Regions from separate parts of the Homo sapiens genome. Here region 2 is linked to region 1. A link is a loop called in an ENCODE intact Hi-C map of the cell type or tissue named here. Cell type or tissue: sigmoid colon. All regions are shown on one strand.

Region 1 (5,000 bases):
GGGGGTGAGGGTTGGCAGTGGAAATGTCTTAGGGGGCTGGTGCTGCCTTCCCAGGGAGACCCGACCTTTCTTGAAGAGGCGGAGTGGGTTTAGTCTCCAGGATCCGCAGTGATGTGTAAAAAGCGGGCACGACCCCCGAAGCCTCAGAAAGCCCCCTCCCCACCCCCCCACCAGGCCCTCCCCGGCCCGCAGGTGAATGACTGGCCCACACAAAGGAAGCCGGCTGGAAATGTGGAATTCGGACCAATTTACGGGAGACTCTGTCGCCTAGGGTCCCAGCGGACCTCAAGCAAAGAAACCTGTGGTCAGTAGTGGATGAGGATAAAAACAGTGCACCAGGCCAAGCTTATTGGAAAGGCTGAGTTTAGTTATTCTGGGATAGCGAGGTAACAGGATTAAAGGGATTAAGGAAATCACCTCAAACAGCTGAGGAGGGGGTAAAAAAACACTGGTTCTATTTGTTTTCTTCCTAGGCCCCAAACAGATACACTGGGGCCGTGTGGCTGGGCGCGAAACTAAAGGCCCTTCGGGGGGCACAGTGGAATGGCCAAGGGTCAGGGACTGGAGGAAAGTGGGGAGGGGGATGGAGTGGGGAGGGGGATGGAGTAGAAAGCGGGCTCGAGACTCTGGATGAAAAGGAGCCTTCTCTGGAAAACAAATAGGTGGACTGAGTTGACATGTTAAAAACAAAACGCCTGGGAGGAGTTTCGGAGATCTTTGAAAATCTAAGGAGTACTTTTTAATACCAAATCTTCCAGCGCTGAATGTTGACTCCGGCGGTTCAGCTACCAGGGTTGAAACGTATTTGTTTCCTGCTGGGGATCCCTGTAACCATTTATTTTTAATAGGATCATCGAGATTTCCGAAGGGTTTTCGTTTTGTAAATATTTCAGCTAGGCTCAAATGTCTTCCCGCCCCAGTGCACAAAGGTAAAAGTGCCCCGTTTTTGGTCGGTTTCAGCGGCCGCGCCTTTCCAGCCCCGCCTCGCGTGGCTGCGGCAGCAGACACTTTCAGCAGACGCTCACTGCGATCAACAAGTGCGCGGCCGCGGGCTCTGCGCATTAGCTACTACTGTGTGCCCGCTCTCGGGAGACGCTCCTGGAAGACTCGGAACTCTGTTCCGAGTTTCAGTTGAGAATATTGGAAGCTGGTGTATGGTGGATCACCAGTAGTTAAAAGGAAACCATTTCAGATTATGCTTGCCTCCCCCCAGGTCCCACCCCGCCCCTAGGATGGGATCTCAGTTGTAAAACCGAGTGTTGGTTCCTCCCCAACCTGCAAAAAAGTTTCAGGGCCGCAAAATTATCAGGACTCCATCATGTTGGTTATAAAATTTATTGATCTCATTTAGGAATTAAGAGTAAAAGCTTGAAAACCCTGAAACAAAGTAGCCCCTCCCCACTACCCAAACGAAATCTGAACACATTAGCGCGAAGAAATATCAAACAGATCACGGCAGAAATCACCAACTCAACATGATTGGACAGAAGCTGTCCCGCGGCCAGGGGCGGCGAGGCGGGAGACACACGCACACCTGGCTATAAATTAACATTGGCTTTAGCTGCCGCGCTGCTTGGAGCGGTCAGCGCCCCAAAAAACCACGAGGAAAACAGACGCGACACGACTGGGGGCGTAGGCGTTGCAGTTCTCCAGCTGGCCTCACCCGATACTATGTTTCTCCCATTCACTCCTTGGCTAACTGCAAACTAACAAGACAACATTTTCAAATGTAACAGAATAACCCTGGAACTCAGGAGGAGGAGTGGGGGCTGTTTTTTCTTTGCAAATAACACAGCGATTCCCAGCCTACAAAGGTGAAAGGAGCAGCGGCGTGGGGCAAGAGAGCTCTCTAGAAGTCCCATTTTCGCTGCTCCTGACTTATTTTTGCTTTTGTACAAAACCCGACAGCTACAGCAAAACTTTCAGCCCTCCCCATCATCGGTACAAGGCAACAGTCCCAGGCAAGCAAAGCTAAACAAGGCGTCCCAACTTGGGGGTGCGGGGCGGGAGTGGGGGTGGGGGTGGGGAACAAGGGTGGACGAGCGCAGGCCGGTGCTCAGATGTGGGTCAGCGGCACCGTTCCGTTGACTGCAGTCCCGGCGCCCTGGTAGTGCTGGTGCACGCCGTGCAGGCGACCGCCGGGCAGCGGAGAGGCGGCGTCGGCCGCGTCCCCGCCGGGTGGCAGGTACATGCTGATCATGTCGCGCAGGTCGCCGAGGCACGCGCGCTGAGAGTGCGATGCGATGGCGGGCGGCGGCGAGCTGGGCTCAGACTTCACTACCGAGCCCATGGGGCCCAGGCTCATGGCGGCTGCGGCCGCAGCTGCGGCCGCGGCGGTGGCGGGCTGCTGCCCGTAGGCGGCGGCCGCGGCTGCTGTGGCTGAGGGCGCCATGCCCCCGTAGCCCGAGGCGGCGGCGGCCGCGGCAGCGACGTTCATGTAGCTCTGAGCGCCGGGCGGCATCATTGGGCTGTACTGCAGGCCGGCCATGTCGTAGCGGTGCATCGGCGGCAGCGCGGGCGGCGGCGGCGGGCTGCTCATGCTCGGGGGCTGCGCGTAGCCCAGCTGCTCCTGCACCAGCGAGTACGCGCCGTTGGCCCAGCCGTTCACGTGCGTGTACGTGTCCAGGCGCTGGCCCACGCCCACCGGACTGCTGGCGGCAGCGGCTGCGGCCGCGGCAGCGGCGGCGGCGGCCGCGGCACCGGGAGGCAGGAGGCCGCTGGGCAGGGAGTACTTATCTTTCTTGAGCAGCGTCTTGGTCTTGCGGCGCGGTCGGTACTTGTAGTCCGGATACTCCTTCATGTGCACGGCGCGAAGTCGCTTGGCCTCGTCGATGAATGGTCGCTTCTCGGCGTCGGTCAGCAGTTTCCAGTCGGCGCCCAAGCGCTTGCTGATCTCAGAATTGTGCATCTTGGGGTTCTCCAGGGCCATTTTGCGCCGCTGCCCGCGGGACCATACCATGAAGGCGTTCATGGGCCGTTTCACACGGTCCTGGTCTGTACCCCCGCCACCTCCGCTCGCACCACCGCTGCTGCCGCCGCCCGAGTTCGCGCCGCCGGCTGCGTTCGCACTACTCTTGCCTGCGCCTCCCGGGGCTGCGGGGCCGCCGGTGCCCGCCGCTTGTGTGGGTGTCCCTACGGGGTTCTTGAGTTCAGTCTCCAGAAGGCTGTACATTGCCGGGGCGGGAAGAAGGTGCGCCAGCGTGGCGGGAGGAGAAGGCGCTCCCGGGGCTGGAGCGGCCACGGTGAAAAGGCCCTGGGACTCCGTCGGAGCGGAGCTTGGGGGCCTGTGGGCCAGCGAGTCCGGCGGGAAGGGTAGGCTTATCAAAATGCTCCGCGCCAAATCAGCAGGAACCCGCGGGCTTCTCGCACCTGATGAGTTCTCTCGAACAGGTCGCATTCACAGTCTGCCTGGGCTCTAGCTGGGCCCCTTATATACCTGCTCGGATTCCCCGGGGTTGGGGCTTGGTCCGCCCCTCGCAACCCGGAGGACCCGTGATTGACAGGTTCGCAGTGATGCGCCCTGGCCAATCATTACCGAGCCCCCGTTCGGCCTGGCTGGAAAAAAAAAAGTTCGGGGAGCCCTTTCGTTCACCCCACGCCCCTCTTTGGCCTAGTGACGTGGTAAGAGTTACTTAGGAGGCGGGAGTCCACGAGGCCCACTCAGAGGCCACCAATTAGGGTTTCAAAAAGTTTGAAAGAACGAAACCTGAGGAGGTGACGGGGGGAGGGGGGAGGGGGCACGCAAGCAGATTGGGGGGAGGGGGCAGAGGGGCGCCTTCGGAATTTAGAAAACAACTTTGCAACCCTGTCAAGGCAGACCGGCGCCCCATCCCCCGGCCAGCCCGCAAAGCTTCCCGTTGTCTGCACGGAGGTTTTCTGGCCGCTTCTGCTGCCAGCGCTAGGAACGCAGGGCACCACCAGCTACCCAGGCCGGCTTAGGGACTCCAGGCTCATTGGAAGTGCTCCTGGCTGCGTCTCCAAGAAGCTCTCCCTGGAATTGGCCGCTGGTTGTCCAGATCTTTCTCTAGGAGGGCCAGTGCGTCCAGGACGCAGCGTGGGTCAGGGGCCCGGGCATGGGAGACAGGCTTCAGGACTGCGGGGTGCATTCGGCTGTGAGGCTCTTGGGGGTTTGCAGGAGGGCGGGCAAGCAGTCAGTCGCCCGTCTCCTGAGCCTGTCGGAGGCGCTCGCACAAGGTGGTGTGGAAAGTATGTGTGGGACGTAGGGGGTGAACTGGCCTCCGCTCTCTCGATCCTGGCCCCCGCTTAGCGGCCCCTTTTTGTCTCTGCTCTGTGGCCATTTCGGTTTTTCCAGTCCGATGCCCCTGAGGGGGAGGGTCGGGCCCCTTGGAAAATCCGTTTTCATGGCAACACGGAGCCTCTCAGAGTGAAAGAAAAGTTTCTTGGAGGGGGGAACGTTGGCCGGAGCGGAGCCGAGGCCGTCCTCCGGGCGAACCGCCGGGCCCCCTCCACTGCCCCCGCACCTGCCGGGACCGCTGAGCGCTACTCTGGGCGCGCAGCCTCGCCGCCTCCCCCGGGAGCAGGCTCTGCTAACGGATTCCGTCCGTCTCTTTTATTGTTTTAGAGACTTCCTGAGATTCGGAGCGGGACATTCACTTGCTTGTTGGGTTATCTGCCAAAGACTAGCGGCGCGGGAACTCTGGCTGCGGGGAGAGGAAACCCCGATAATCGCCACTGCCAGCTGAAGCGAGTGGCACAGCGTTTGAAACTCTCGGAGCAGCCCGAGGTAGCGAGTGGGAATGAGAAGCCATCCCGGCAGATTTGGCAGAAACTAAAATAAGGTGTCCATACGGTGTGGGGTCTCGCCCCCCCATCATCCCTAGCCCCGTGGAAAGGTGGGGAACTAAACGGAAAGCATAATCTTAAGTGGGTGGGGGGCGCATGGGGGAATCCCAGGTTTCTAGCGTCTTAGCGTTAATGCAAGACCAGGCGATCCCGGGACTTCTGCATGCTGGGCTCTTCCCCCTTTCTCTCCACGAATT
Region 2 (5,000 bases), 220 kb after region 1:
CCCAGAGTGTAGTGGTATGCCTCATAACATCCAGAGTCACCCCATAACACAGGACCTAGACTGGCCCGATAAGATAGAATTAATACCCGCAATAAACAAACATGCCCTCTAATATATGAATTCATCACACAACACGCACACTGTCCCCACAAACACCTTTTTGGTGTCAAGAAGAAAAAGACTAGCTTCACTGAACAGAGAAATGCTGGACAGTGCACCTGCAGTTAAAAAAAAAAAAAAACAACCTCACAGACACAGCATTCATCACCCGAATCTGTTACAAAGTAACAGGCATCATCTTCTGACACACATATTTACCCCCCAGCACCAGAGTAGCTCCATAAAATACCTTCTTGCTTTTACAGTGCGAAGACTCGCCTCATAGCACAAGTCTGACATGCTGGAGAACACTCAGACAAAATCCTTAACATACATAAATATCACCCGGATTCCCTCCACAACATGAAATCTAACCCCATGAAACCCATGATAGTCCACAAAACCAGACACGCCTTATATCACCCAGTCTAGCTTCACAACAGCCAGGCATAATGCAAACTCGCCCCCGCAACTCATGAAAATACTCCACACCCAACAAACCTTCCCCCAACACAGAAACTTGCCGGGCAAAACAAATGCAATGGCTCATGCCTGTAATCCCATCACTTTGGGAGGCTGAGGCGGGCGGATCACCTGAGGTGGGGAATTTGAAACCAGCCTGACCAACATGGAGAAACCCCGTCTCTACTAAAAATACAAAATTAGTCGAGCGTGGTGGCACACGCCTGTAATCCCAGCTACTCGGGAGGCTGAGGCAGGAGAATCGCTTGAACCCGGGAGGCAGAGGTTGCAGTGTTGTGCCATTACACTCCAGCCTGGGCAACAGAGGGAAACTCCATCTCAAAAAAAAAAAAAGAAAAGAAAAGAAAAAAACTTCATGACACTCTCACACCAAGACTTGCTTCAGAGCACACACAAAAGATATAAAAGGATTGAAAACATACAGAACAACTTTGCAATGTGCAGATATACAGCAGTACTCACCTCAAATTACAGAAAGTCATACAACAAGATCCCTGCTGGTTCCATGATACACACATTCCATACACAGACACAGACACATTCCATACACACACACACATTCCATACACGTGCACACACACATTCCATACACACAGACACACATTCCATACACACAGACACATATTCGATACATTCCACACACACACACATTCCATACACACACATTCCATACACACACATTCCATACACACACATTCCATACACACACATTCCATACATACACACACATTCCACACACACACATTCCATACACATACACACACATTCCATACACGCACACACACATTCCATACACACAAACATTCCATACACACACACACATTCCATACACATACACAGACACACATTCCATACACACACACACATTCCATACACAGACACACATTCCATAAACACACACACATTCCATACACACACACATTCCATACACACACACATTCCATATACACACATTCCATACACACACATAGACACACATTCCATATACACACACGCCATACACACATTCCAAACACACACACACATTCCATACACACACATATTCCATACACACACATTCCATACACACATACATACACACACACATACACAGACACACATTCCATGCACACACACACATTCCATACACACACACATTCCATACACACACCTTCCATAGCAACAGACACACGCTCCATACACACACATTGCATACACATACACACACATTCCATACACACACATTCCATACACATGCACAGTTACCCATTCCATACACACACACATTCCATACACAGACACACACCATACACACACACAGACACACATTCCATACACACACACATTCTGTATGCACACACACACATTCCATACCCACACACACACATTCGATACGCACATATATTCCATATACACACACACATTCCATACACAGACACATTCCATACACACACAGACACATTCCATACACATACACAGACACATTCTGTACACACAGACACACATTCCATACACAGACACATTCCATACACACACAGACACATTCCATACACATACACAGACACATTCTGTACACACAGACACACATTCCATACACACACACATTCAGACACATTCCATACTCACACACACACTTTCCATACACATACACAGACATGCATTCCATACACACACACACAGTCCATGCACACACACAAACACATTCCATACACATACACACATTCCACACACATACACACACAGACATTCCATACACACACAGAGGCATATTCCATACATACACACACACACATTCCATACACACACACATTCCATACACACACATTCCACACACACATTCCATACACACACACACTTCCATACACAGAGACACATTCCATACACGCACAGACACACATTCTGTACACACACACACAAACACATATTCCGTGTACACACACTTCCATACACACAGAGACACGTTCCATGCCCACACATTCCATACACACACAGACACATCCAGTACACACACACACAGACACATTCCATATACACACACACATTCCCTACATACACACACAGACACATTCCATACACACACCCATACTCATTCCATACACACAGAGACACATTCCATACACACACGCACACATTCCACACGCACACACATTCCATATACACACACAGACACATTCCATACACACACATTCCATACACACACACACACATTCCATATACACATACACATTCCGTATACACACACAGACTCATTCCATACACACACAGAGACACATTCCATTACACACACTCAGACACATTCCACACACACACATTCATACACACACACATTCCATACACACACACAGAATCATTCCATACACACACAGACACATTCCATACACACAGACACACATTTGATACACACACACATTCCATATACACACACATTCCATACACACACATTGCATACCAACACACACACATTCCATACACATACACAGACACACATTCCATACACACACAAACACATTCCGTACACATACTCAGACACACATTCCATACACACACACACATTCCGTACACACACACAGTCACACATTCCATACACACACACATTCCATACGCACAAACACATTCCATACACACACACATATTCCATAAACACAAACACATTCCATACACACACACAGACTAATTCCATACACAGAGACACATTCCATACACTTACGCAGACACATTCCACACACACACACATTCCATGCACACACATAGACTCATTCCGTACACACACATAGACACATTCCATACACACACAGACACATTCCATATGCATACGCAGGTATGTCCCCAAAGAAATAGATTGTCTCCATCATATGCACATTAACCCAACGAAATACTTTTGGAGCTCTGTAACACCCAAACTTGACTCACAACACACATGAACACTGAACCACACAAATGAAACCTACACTACCCAGACATACCCATTGTTTGAAGACTTGCTGCAAAATACCCAGCCTTACGCCATGATATACAGACTTGGCCCATTGACCTATACCTACCTTGAATCACAGGGACTGATAGAGCAACACTCAGATGTGGCCCACAACCACAGATATGCCCTACCAAACAACTTTTTGTCTTCATAACATGAAGGCTTACCTCACAGAACACAGAAAGGATGAACAACACAGACAAATCAGACAACGCAGAAACACATCCCATGACACCCAGACTTGCTGCACAGCATTCAGACTCACACTATGACACTCATACTCACTCAATAACACTGATTGCTTCACAACATACGCACATAGCCCAAAACACACAAACATCATCCACAACTAACAGACATGTCCTACAATACAGGGGCATGCCACACAATTCACAAACTTTTTCTACACTGCCAACACTTGTCTCACATAACACACACAAATAAAAAAAAACCACAAAGACATGCTCCATAGCACCCAGACTCGCTTCACTACTTTCAGACTTACCTTATGGCACCCACACGTACCTTATATCATACACATTTACCCTGCAACACTCAGCCTGGCCACAGAATATATTTACATGTCCATGCCCCACAACGCACGCACATGCCTTCCAACACATGGACACACCCAAAATACACAAACGTTTTACACGACATACACTGACCCCAAAGAATGGCATCATAATGCACAATTATAACCAACTCAGATCTACCCTACAGAACAAAGACTCACCTCCCATACTTATCACACAATTCCTAAATTTACACCAAACACTCACACTCATCCCAAAATGCATAAACCCACCCCAGAACACATGCAGCACAACACGTAGATTTGCCCTCACTTAGAATAAATTCACAGCTCACACTTGTCACCCAATGGCCAGACACACCTTACAATGTACAGACAACTCTTTCACAACGTAGACATTGCCTAAGCAATGCACAGAATTCCATAACATCACGAGCTCTTCCTACAATGGCGACTTACCTCACAGCACCCCAGATTGCATCAGAGCAGACACTCCACCCAAGATATACGGCTTCTTCCACACCTCCTGGATACACCTCACAATACAGAAACATGCCTTGTAAGATATAGATTTCTCAGAACCATGAAGTATTGCATAAGAACTTATAAGCATTTCTCAAAACATATACTCCATAATTAATGGATACACAACATCTGCTCACATTCTCAAACACAGACTTGCCTTCCTCCCCATCACCCGCTGCCAGCATAGTCTTGTGCAGCAGGTCTAAGATGTACTGCAGAAAACAGACTTGCCCCACTCTGTATGGAGTTCTACCCAACTTTCAAATTCATTCTACAATGCACGGACCTTCCCTCTTACCTATAGCATTATCCCACAATGCAGAGACTTACCCACAAAGCAAATGATTACCTCAGAATGCACAGAGCCACCAGACCTGCACCCAAACACACAGACATGTACCACAA

What was found. Peaks named below come from ENCODE experiments on the same cell type or tissue, not always from the same donor. Only the 100,000 strongest peaks of a DNase experiment are listed, where the experiment ranks them.
Region 2: a loop joins it to region 1, with 3 times the contacts of the local background. A loop is called at or near these places in 1 of 110 quality-filtered maps.

Annotation. Positions count from the first base shown.
Region 1 is chrX:140,501,664-140,506,663 of GRCh38, forward strand. SOX3 (SRY-box transcription factor 3) reads right to left here and starts at 3,406. Exons shown (of 1, transcript NM_005634.3): 1 at 1,322-3,406. The coding sequence starts at 3,397. The coding sequence ends at 2,057. RefSeq lists promoters at 3,139-3,847, 3,358-3,644. In sigmoid colon, no CTCF peak of the experiment used is centred here; a DNase peak (open chromatin) is centred at 2,559; H3K4me3 peaks cover 1,375 bases; H3K27me3 peaks cover 4,773 bases.
Region 2 is chrX:140,722,139-140,727,138 of GRCh38, forward strand. The region is part of intron 2 of LINC00632 (long intergenic non-protein coding RNA 632); the gene reads left to right. Among named protein-coding and RNA genes, the nearest start is that of LINC00632, 15 kb to the left of the region's middle. RefSeq lists an enhancer at 1,200-1,701. In sigmoid colon, no CTCF peak of the experiment used is centred here; no DNase peak of the experiment used is centred here.